Regions from separate parts of the Homo sapiens genome. Here regions 1 and 2 are each linked to region 3. The links are chromatin contacts, found by Hi-C or POLR2A ChIA-PET in ENCODE. All regions are on one chromosome and are shown on one strand. The core of a region is the stretch at or near the end of the contact, and the rest is flanking DNA. Distances in the headings are between cores, read along the strand shown.

Region 1 (2,864 bases), core at 323-2,822, 180 kb after region 3:
GGGAAGAAGGGCCGGGAACCAACAGTACCCCCCAAGGGAGGTTCGAATCAGGTGCTTGCCCCCAGTTGAGCCAGAGTTGGGGTGTGGAAAGGCTTGGAAAGCAGGAGAGGCTGTGGATGGAGGTGGGAGAGGCTTGGAACTGGGTCTTTGCTATCTCAGGGGCGTGGAAGGGACTTTTGAGTTTGAGAATGACGTGTCTGGAGCTCCCTGGTTCCACGGGGCTGGACCTGCTAGGGCCTGAAGCGGGTTAAGAGCAGAAATCAAAAACAGGTTTGTTTGTGAGTCAGTAGCTGGGAAAATACTGGGAAGCAGGCTTCTTGGAGCTCCCCTTCATCCTCAGCCCTGTGGATTGGGCAGCAGCCCACGCCTCCCTGCCCCAGCCACAGCCCCCCGTCAATGCCGGCGCGCAGCAGCTTTTGCTCATCCTGCCCTGGTTCCAACCCCAAGGCCATGGGGCAGCCCACTGGGCGCCTTCCTGCATGGGTGTCCCCCTTTGCTGCTGTGTCTAGACTGCAGACACAAGTGCTGGCGGGGGCCGGGGGACTGGCCAAAACTAGGGCTGAAATCATGTTCAAAACCACAGTCAAGGCGGACTTGTCAGAAATATTCCTTTCCTTGAGCCGTCGCAGCTCAGCCTCCTTGAATCACCCTGGCCACTTCCTTCCTGTGTATATCTTATGCACGCTAAGGGACGGGGCGGGTGCAACGTGTGTGTTTTTACTTCTTTTAAGTTTTGTCTATGTTTTGTCCTTTCAATGTGTTGTAGGCTGTGGGGGCGGGGCTGTTCCGAGGGGCCTTTGTCACAGTAAGGGACACTGGGGACAGCTCGGGCTTTCTCTTCAAGCTGAAAACCTTTGGTTGTGAGAATGACTAGGAGAAGGGTCTCGCTAGGGTCATGCTTAGGACCCTTCGCAGGTGGTGTGTTTAATCTCAAAACGGCCTCAAGAGGCTCTCGATCTTTTACAGGTGACAAAGAAGACAAGGAAGACAAGGAAGGTGATCCGGGAGGCTGGAGAGCTTGTCAAGGTCACAGACCCACGGTTTTCCGCCCCCTAGGGTCCAAGCTCTTTCCTGGACATCTGCAGGCAATGTCGACACGCCCTCCAGTGTCTGTGGCGGGCAAAGGATGTGTCTCCACCCCCAGACCTTCCGATCCTGTGCTGAAAGTGTCCCTCAGCCTGTTTCCTGAGAAGCCCAGGGGCTTTTGGCTTGTTACTTTTTCTTTCTCTTGAAGTAAACAGAATAAAAGAGAGTTGCTCAGACGTCTTTGGCTGTGACCCACAGGAGATGATGCAATCTCCACGGCACCCCCACATGCATGTGTATGCACAGGCGTGTACAGATATCTAAAACTGGCACCAATTTCACAAAAACACTCACCCTTATGCGAGACACATTCACCCTACACTCATCCCCCATCTCTACAGAAAATTAAAGTATACATTCATAGTTGCTGTATTCATGCATGTACAGATGTATGTACATTTATTCATGTATGTGTATAACTTATGCCATTTTCATGAAACACTCACCCTACGTGTGATACACTCCTATTTTCTAGGAATCGCCGCCCACTGAGCTTATGTCCAAACCTTAGTGGATCATAGTCTAAGTTTGGCAAACACTGAGCCGGGAGGAGTCATGTCTGCAGGGCCCCAGGAGTCCCTTAATTTGGGTCCTGATCACTCTGCTCCACCCAGTGGAGCAGGCACATGCACTTGGCCCATAAGGAAGGAAAGGAGGGCGGGGGAAAAAGGGAGGGAGGGAGGGAGGGAGGGAAGGAGGGAGCACCTCCACCATCGTAGGCAGGACCTGTGAGAGCTGAACAGGGCCAGGCAGCTAGGCACCACTCTGGGACTCTGGGGTTTCTTAGGGGATGACTTGTTTCTGGGGTCCCAGTAGGAGGAACTCAGGGTGACGCCTCCGAGGATGTGAGTGCATGTGGCAGCCGGGCCCCTCAGCCCCTCTGTGTCCTGGTATCCTCTAAATGCAGATGATGGTGAGAATCCATGCCCAGCCCGTGGCTCGGCCCATCTCTGGGAGAGCGTGTTTACCACAGCACTTGGTGTGGTAGGAGGTGAGCAGGGTGGAAGTGCTTTGCATTCACGTGGGACTTCTGGCTCTCAGTTCATCCCACCCCCAGGGCCCGGCATGAGTGAGGCAAGGGTGGGTGGGAGGGTGCAGGATGTGGGAATGCCATGTGCTGTGCACTGCTCACTTCACCCCTCGCTCGCCCCAGTTGGGGTCCCAGACCAGGAAGCTCCATTCACAGAGGTGTGGCCTGGGGCTACTGCACTGCCCAGCAGGTTGTGGGGTCCCTTTACTCTATGCTGTGTGACAATGTTACCTTCCTGGAAAGAACCCGACCAGCCCCCTTTTGCTAGTCATTACCACAGATAGGAGAGAGAACTAAATATCTAGCCAGCCATCCTCTCGGAGCTCCGGAGCTCAGGTCACCAGGCTTCAGGGACTCGCTGCCATCCTCACAGGCTTAGATCCCTGCTGCAGGGTCAGCTAGGTAACCCCTGAGGGTGGGGTGTTCAAAGTTCAGGCTGCCCCCCAGACGTGTGGAATGCCAGCCCTGACTGCCAGGGCGATCTGAGGTGGACTGACCATCCCCTGGACACTTTCATGAAGTGTGGGCACGGGCGCGACAAGTGGCCATTTATCATCCTTCCCTGCAAAGACTGGGCCAGGTTAGAGATGGACCCCAGCAGTTTCATACCCACCAAGGGCACTGGGAGCTTCCACATAGTCACTGCCAGTAGTGGCTGCTGGCTGGGGAGAGGATCTTGGAATGCTGGTCACTGGAGGCCCTCACAGGTGACTGGGAATGTGGAGGAGCAGCAGGGTGCCTCTTCTCT
Region 2 (3,048 bases), core at 410-2,909, 200 kb after region 3:
GAAGTGTGGATTAGGAGTTTTGTTTTTTCCTTAAGATGATCTATTTTCTCCCTGGTGTTTGCAAGTTATTTTCATGAGCCATTTGGGAATGTCCTTTTTATTTACTGTGGATTCCAGACAAACCCAGACTCTTGTACTGCACAGCACAGCCCGAAGCAGCCTTGGCCCAAGAAGCCGTCTGGGCTGGAGCTAAGAGTGTGACTCAGCTGGGACCTATTTTTCCCAACCTGCCCTGCCTGCCGCAGGGGCACAGGCAGCTGTAAGTAGAGGTGGAGGTGCCCCAAGACAAAAGGGAGCCCCCCACAGGGTGCCTTCTGGTTACAGAAGGGGTCCGCCAGGATCTCTGCCTGCAGCTGTGCGACACCTGGACTGGCCATTTTCTCCCCCTTAGCTTTTGTGGGCAGAGATTCCAGGTGCAACTGCGGAGGAAGAAAACCAATGGCCTCTTCATGCAAAGCTGCGTCCCACGAGGTGGCCTGGTGAACCATGCAGAGCAGGCCTAGCCGGCTTTAGGACCCTGCAGGCTGGGGTGAAGGGAGTGCGGAGATTTTCTAGGTTAGGGGCCTCAGGGCAGGTCTAGTCCCATTTTGTCAAAGTCCCTCTGATGGCAGCACAGATGAGTGGTGTCACTGACTTTGAAGGGATGGACCTGAGTTGAAGCATATGACAAAATGAGCTCCAGCTAGACCTGGGGCAACCCTGGGGGTCTCCCCCAACTCAGGCTGAAGGGAAGCAGAGATATGCTGCAGCCTCTGCCTTTCTTTCCTGGATTTCTCCTTTCTCCAGGGATCCTGTTTCCTTTGATTGGAAAATGGTATAGAGCCCAAGACCTGGGCGCTGGGTGTTCTCCTGGCCACTGGAGAGTTGTTGCTCTAGCCTCTCTTAGTGGACAGAGCTAGGACACATATGTATGTGTACTCACCCATTTGTATATCATGTTAGTCTATTTGCATTGCCATAAAAGAATACCTGAGGCTGGATAATTTATAAAGAAAAAAGTTCATTTGGCTCATGGTTCTGCAGGCTGTGCAAGAAGCATGGAGCCAGCATCTGTTTCTGGTGAGGATGTCAAGAAGCTTTCAGTCATGGTGGAAGGAAAAGTGGGAGCTGGTGCGTCACATGCCACAGAGGGAGCAAGAGAGAGGGGAGGGGTGTCAGGCTCTTTTCAACAACCACCTCTCGTGTGGACTGACAGCACGAAGTCACTTATTACTGTGAGGAGTCACCAAGCCATTCATGGGAGATCTGCCAACATTGGGGATCACATTGGGATCACATCCAAACCATATCATATCCTGTGCCTTTAGTGATTTCTCTCTGTCCCTCTTTGTCCACTGAACTAAGCCTGGATTCACACTGATATCTCAGACTCAAGGCCAGCCCTACAGGACTCATTCCCGCCCCCACTGTTGATCCATAACCCCCCTTCCACACTCGCCACACTGAGACACTGGCTCTAACCACCCAGCATGCCTTCACTTGTTTGTTCAAGCCCAGTGTACCTGTGTGGAAGCTTCGGAATCATTAGCCTGCTCTCACTTGACATGCATGTGCTGAGTAGAGCATCGCTCCCTTTGTCTGCAGGTGTTTCCAGTAAGAACACCGCTTTCCCAACTTACTTAGGCCAGCTCCTCCTCCCACCCCCTCACGGAGGTCATGTTTGTAATTCAGTGAGTGTCTTGTCACAGTCTGTGTTCCATCCTGGGATTCCCCAACCTACTGGTTGAGGTTTTGTAATTTGCATGCACTAAAAATGAACTCTTTGTAATGTGTACAGTTCTATGGGTTTTGACAAACACAGAGATACTTGTAGCTAGCACTCCAGTAGCAGACAGAGTAGCTCCATTACCCTAAAAATTGTCCTGTGCATCCCCTTTATAATAGCCATCTCCTGATCCTCTGAATCTCATAACCCCTGATGTGTTTTCCATCCTTATAGTTTCATCTTTTGCAGAATGTCATATGAATGGAATCATATGATATATAGCGTTTTGGGTCTGGCTTCTTTCATTTATGCTATTTCATTTAAAAAAAACAGTTTCAGTTTCAGCAGAATTTTTAATTATGTGTTTTATCTTTTTGAAAGTAGTAAGCATAGCTAGTTAAAAATCTCCATGTGATATCCTCACTACTTGGGGCTTGTATGGGTCAATTTCTATTGCCTATTGTTTCTACTAGTTTTCGTTTGTGTTGATTTGTCTTCTTGAATTCTTGGTTCTCTTTCATTTTGAGTTGGATATTAAGTATGCAAAACTTTATAAAAATACTTTGAAGCATAGGATAATGATATTATTGTTATTATTATTATTGTTATTTTTACAGAGACTTGCTTCTGGCAGGTTCATAGCATAAACATTCTCTTTAATCCAGCTCAGAAATTGAGGTCTCCTGAGCCACACTGATGACTGAAGCCAGGCTGTAGCCCTCATGAGGGTTAATTTTCTTGTTTTCTCAGAGAAGGCAATCTTTTGGTATCCCCATGCAAAGGGTGACACCCACCCCAACTAGTCTTTCTTTTTTTTTTTTTTGTTGAGACGGAGTCTTGCTCTGTCGCCCAGACTGGAGTGCAGTGGCGCGATCTTGGCTCACTGCAAGCTCCGCCTCCCGTATTCACGCCATTCTCCTGCCTCAGTCTCCTGAGTAGCTGGGACTACAGGCGCCCGCCACCAGCTGGGACTACAGGCGCCCGCCACCACGCTCAGCTAATTTTTTTTTGTATTTTAATAGAGACGGGGTTTCACCGTGTTAGCCAGGATGGTCTCCATCTCCTGACCTTGTGATCCACCCGCCTCAGGCTCCCAAAGTGCTGGGATTACAGGCATGAGCCACCACACCCAGCCTCTTTTTTTTTTTTTTTTTCTTAAAGATGGAGTCATGCTCTGTCGCCCAGGCTGGAGTGCAGTGGTGCGATCTTGGCTCAGTGCAACCTCCGCCTCCCGGGTTCAAGTGATTCTCCTGTCTCCTGAACAGCTGGGACTACAGGCACCCACCACCATGCCTGGCTAATTTTTATATTTTTAGTAGGGATGGGGTTTCACCATATTGGCC
Region 3 (2,831 bases), core at 64-2,563:
TAATGCTGGAAGCAGACCTCCAGCCCCAGTCAAGCCTTCAGATGCCTGCAGCCCTGGCCAGTGTGTCTGGACTGCAACTCGATGCAATGCTGAGACTGAACTGCAGAGCTGAGTAACTCCCAAATTCCTGACCCTCAGAAACTTCATGAGATAATAAAAGTTTGTTATTTCAGCTGCAAGGCTTGGGAGTAACTGGTTACACGGCAGCAAATAGCTAATAAACCCATTCCATTTCCCGTTTTTATGATCTTCTGTCATCATGTGCTTGGCACCACTCCCACTCCACTCCAGAGAAAGTCCATGCCATGAAGAAGTGAGGATGTTTTTGGACGTTCTTTTGCACAATAGCATGGTACAACTGCTCGAGCCGTTTCTGGAATATTTTCCAAGAAACTCACCTTCTTCCAAAGGATGAAGAGATCCCAAGGCTCCTCCAGGCCACAGCCTAGAGCTATTCCTGATCTTTTTCATCCCAGAGAACACTCCAAGGCTCTAAAGTAACTACAGTGAGTCGTAAATGAAAGGGAGCCATGCCCAGGGTACTGGTGCCTCTGGCTTGTTGCCTGGGGCACAGGAGCCACCTGTGAGGAGCAACAGCAGCACCTCCAGGTTCTGAAAAAGTGGACAAAAAGGGATAAATGTGGGCCCAAGGCTAGACAGAGCAGAACAGTGGCGGCCACCATAGCAGGCTCATCTATGGGAGGAGCAGGGGCAGCCAGGAGCAGGGGCAGCCAGGAGCAGGGGCAGCCAGAAGCATCCACAGCCCTCCTGGAAGCCTCCATCTTGGGTGACAAGCTGTGCCTCATTTCTGAGAAGAAACGCATGCTGCTACTGACAGCGGTTGCCTCTGGGGCGGGGGACTGGGTGGCTGGCCGGGAAGGAAGACACATTTTTTATTCTGTGTACCTGACTTTGTCTATTGAGTGTTGTTCTATGGGCATGTGTTACCTCTTTAAAGATAGATCAATTACATATATTTAAAGTTATAACTAATCAATTACTACACTCTGCTTAGGTGTTCCTAAAAAGAAGGAGTTTGTGGTTCCATAAGTTTGGGGAACTGAGCTAATGAGCCCCCTTTATGGAGTGACACCTTAATGTCTTCAGGAGCTGAGAAATTCTGTAGTAGAGGATCATGTTTAATCTGCTTAAACCTGAATTTTCCAAGTTTGTTCTACCACATAACTATTTTTTCATAAACTCTGTATAAATAGCCCTGACTATAAATAGCTAGTTGTGTGTTTTATGCCACAAAGCTCGGGTCTGGGCCATTGACAACATAGTTCCAGTTACACACCCTTGGACACCAGGTGCAGGGCCAGAAGGAAGGACCTGAGGGAGGGCGGTGTGGTGTGGCCAGATGTCAGGACGGGAACTTGAAGCAATAGAGAAATTGAGAGTGTGGAAAGGGGATCTCCAGAGAGAAAATCCCCCAACCTACTCTATAATTTTCCCAACGGCAGGCCTGTGAGTTTTCACGCTGCCACCCAGGCTGGAGTGCAGTGGCGCAATCTATGCTCTCTGCAACCTCCACCTCCTGGGTTCAAGTGATTCTCCCCACTCAGCCTCCTGAGTAACTGGGATTACAGGCACCTGCCACCAAGCCCAGCTAATTTTTTGTGTTGTAAATACAGACAGGGTTTCACCATGTTGACCAAGCTGGTCTTGAACTCCTGACCTCAAGTGATCTGCCCGCCTCAGCCTCCCAAAGTGCTGGAATTACAGGCGTGAGCCACATTCCTTCATTCTTAATTCACAAATTCACTAAACATACACCGTGTTTATGGCCTGGGCCTAAGTGAGGTTTGTTGTCTGCCCTCAGGAAACTCACCTCTAGTGAGGAAGATGTGCAGAAAACAGCAGCAGGAGACAGTGCAGCCCCTGTGGGCTTAGGAAAGCCTCTTCCAGAAATGGCCTATGTGCCACACCCAGAGTGTGAGCTGCACTCAGCCCAGGGGAGAAGTGTGGAGGGCGTGCCAGCTGCCCTGGGGAGCCCGGGGCTTCAAGGAGCCAAGAGCAGGCAAGTGGGGCTGGAGCCTGGTTGGGGCTGTGCTGGTGGCTGCCAGGGTCGCTGCCCACACCCGCCGTCTGTGCTCTGCTCTGGGGCTCCGGGGTTTCTGCATGTGCCAGGCACCTCACCCACTGGCTTCTGGTTAGGCCCTGTGGTAGCACCTAACATAGGAGGTGTGGCAGGAGCTCCAAAGGCAGGAGGAAGAGAGGAATGTCCGTATCACAGCATGGCAGTTGTAGCAGCAGGAGCTGGATGATTAGGGACCCCAGAAGCCTGAGCACAGGCGGCACCTTTATCAGCAGTCACAGCTCTGGCAAAGAAGATGCATCCTCCTCGATACAGAACAGCAGTGCCAGCTCCTCCCACAGCCCCTGCTTCTCTACCAGGGCAGCAGCAGGTGCTGACTCTGGGCTCTAGCCCAGTGGTGCAATGGGTTGAGTGTTTGTGTCCCTCCCAGTTTCATATATTGAAATCCTAACTCCTGTGGTGATGGTGTTGGGAGGTGAAGCCTTTGCTGGGGGTGATTAGGCCCTGAGAGTGAAGCCCTCATGAAGGGGATGAGTGCCCTTATGCAAGAGGCCCAAGAGAGACCCCTTGTCCCTTCTACTATGTAAGCACGCAGCAAGAAGTCACCGACTGTGAACCAGGAAGCCCTCACCAGACACTGATTCTGCTGGTACCTTGATTTTGGGCTTCCTAGCCTCTAAAACTATGAGAAATAAATTCCTATTGTTCATAGACCACTCAGTTTATGATATTTTGTTATAGCAGCCAGAATGGACCAAGACAAAGGGTACTAGTGATTCTTATCTGTGGGTAC

What was found. A loop is a pair of places that touch in the nucleus more often than their neighbours do. ChIA-PET counts read pairs that join two places held with the same protein, here RNA polymerase II (POLR2A). Pooled maps may share reads with other maps.
Region 1: a loop to region 3 is called in a map with no recorded cell type, with 6 times the contacts of the local background. The contact joins two enhancer-like sites. A Hi-C loop is called at or near these places in 11 of 168 maps with a recorded cell type or tissue (B cell, CD14-positive monocyte, CD4-positive, alpha-beta T cell and 5 more), 33 of 37 single-sample maps with no recorded cell type and 18 of 50 pooled maps. POLR2A ChIA-PET finds 5 or more read pairs at or near these places in 17 of 52 experiments (CD4-positive, alpha-beta T cell, CD4-positive, alpha-beta memory T cell, CD8-positive, alpha-beta T cell and 12 more).
Region 2: a loop to region 3 is called in a pooled map, with 2.5 times the contacts of the local background. The contact joins two enhancer-like sites. A Hi-C loop is called at or near these places in 3 of 168 maps with a recorded cell type or tissue (CD14-positive monocyte and OCI-LY7), 6 of 37 single-sample maps with no recorded cell type and 8 of 50 pooled maps. POLR2A ChIA-PET finds 5 or more read pairs at or near these places in 6 of 52 experiments (B cell, CD4-positive, alpha-beta T cell, Panc1 and 3 more).

Annotation. Positions count from the first base shown.
Region 1 is chr15:31,434,404-31,437,267 of GRCh38, forward strand. It overlaps a transcript of KLF13 not described here. Among named protein-coding and RNA genes, the nearest start is that of KLF13, 110 kb to the left of the region's middle. RefSeq lists an enhancer at 445-964. Within about 2 kb of position 1,573, at least 34 of the 41 ENCODE cell types and tissues checked have a DNase peak (open chromatin) inside an H3K27ac peak, as active enhancers do; they include B cell, CD14-positive monocyte, GM12878 and 1 more, where a contact is called at or near this core.
Region 2 is chr15:31,457,597-31,460,644 of GRCh38, forward strand. No RefSeq gene overlaps it. Among named protein-coding and RNA genes, the nearest start is that of KLF13, 130 kb to the left of the region's middle. Within about 2 kb of position 1,660, at least 4 of the 41 ENCODE cell types and tissues checked have a DNase peak (open chromatin) inside an H3K27ac peak, as active enhancers do; they include B cell and OCI-LY7, where a contact is called at or near this core.
Region 3 is chr15:31,254,523-31,257,353 of GRCh38, forward strand. No RefSeq gene overlaps it. Among named protein-coding and RNA genes, the nearest start is that of LINC03034, 25 kb to the left of the region's middle. RefSeq lists an enhancer at 1,399-1,971. Within about 2 kb of position 1,314, at least 8 of the 41 ENCODE cell types and tissues checked have a DNase peak (open chromatin) inside an H3K27ac peak, as active enhancers do; they include B cell, CD14-positive monocyte, GM12878 and 1 more, where a contact is called at or near this core.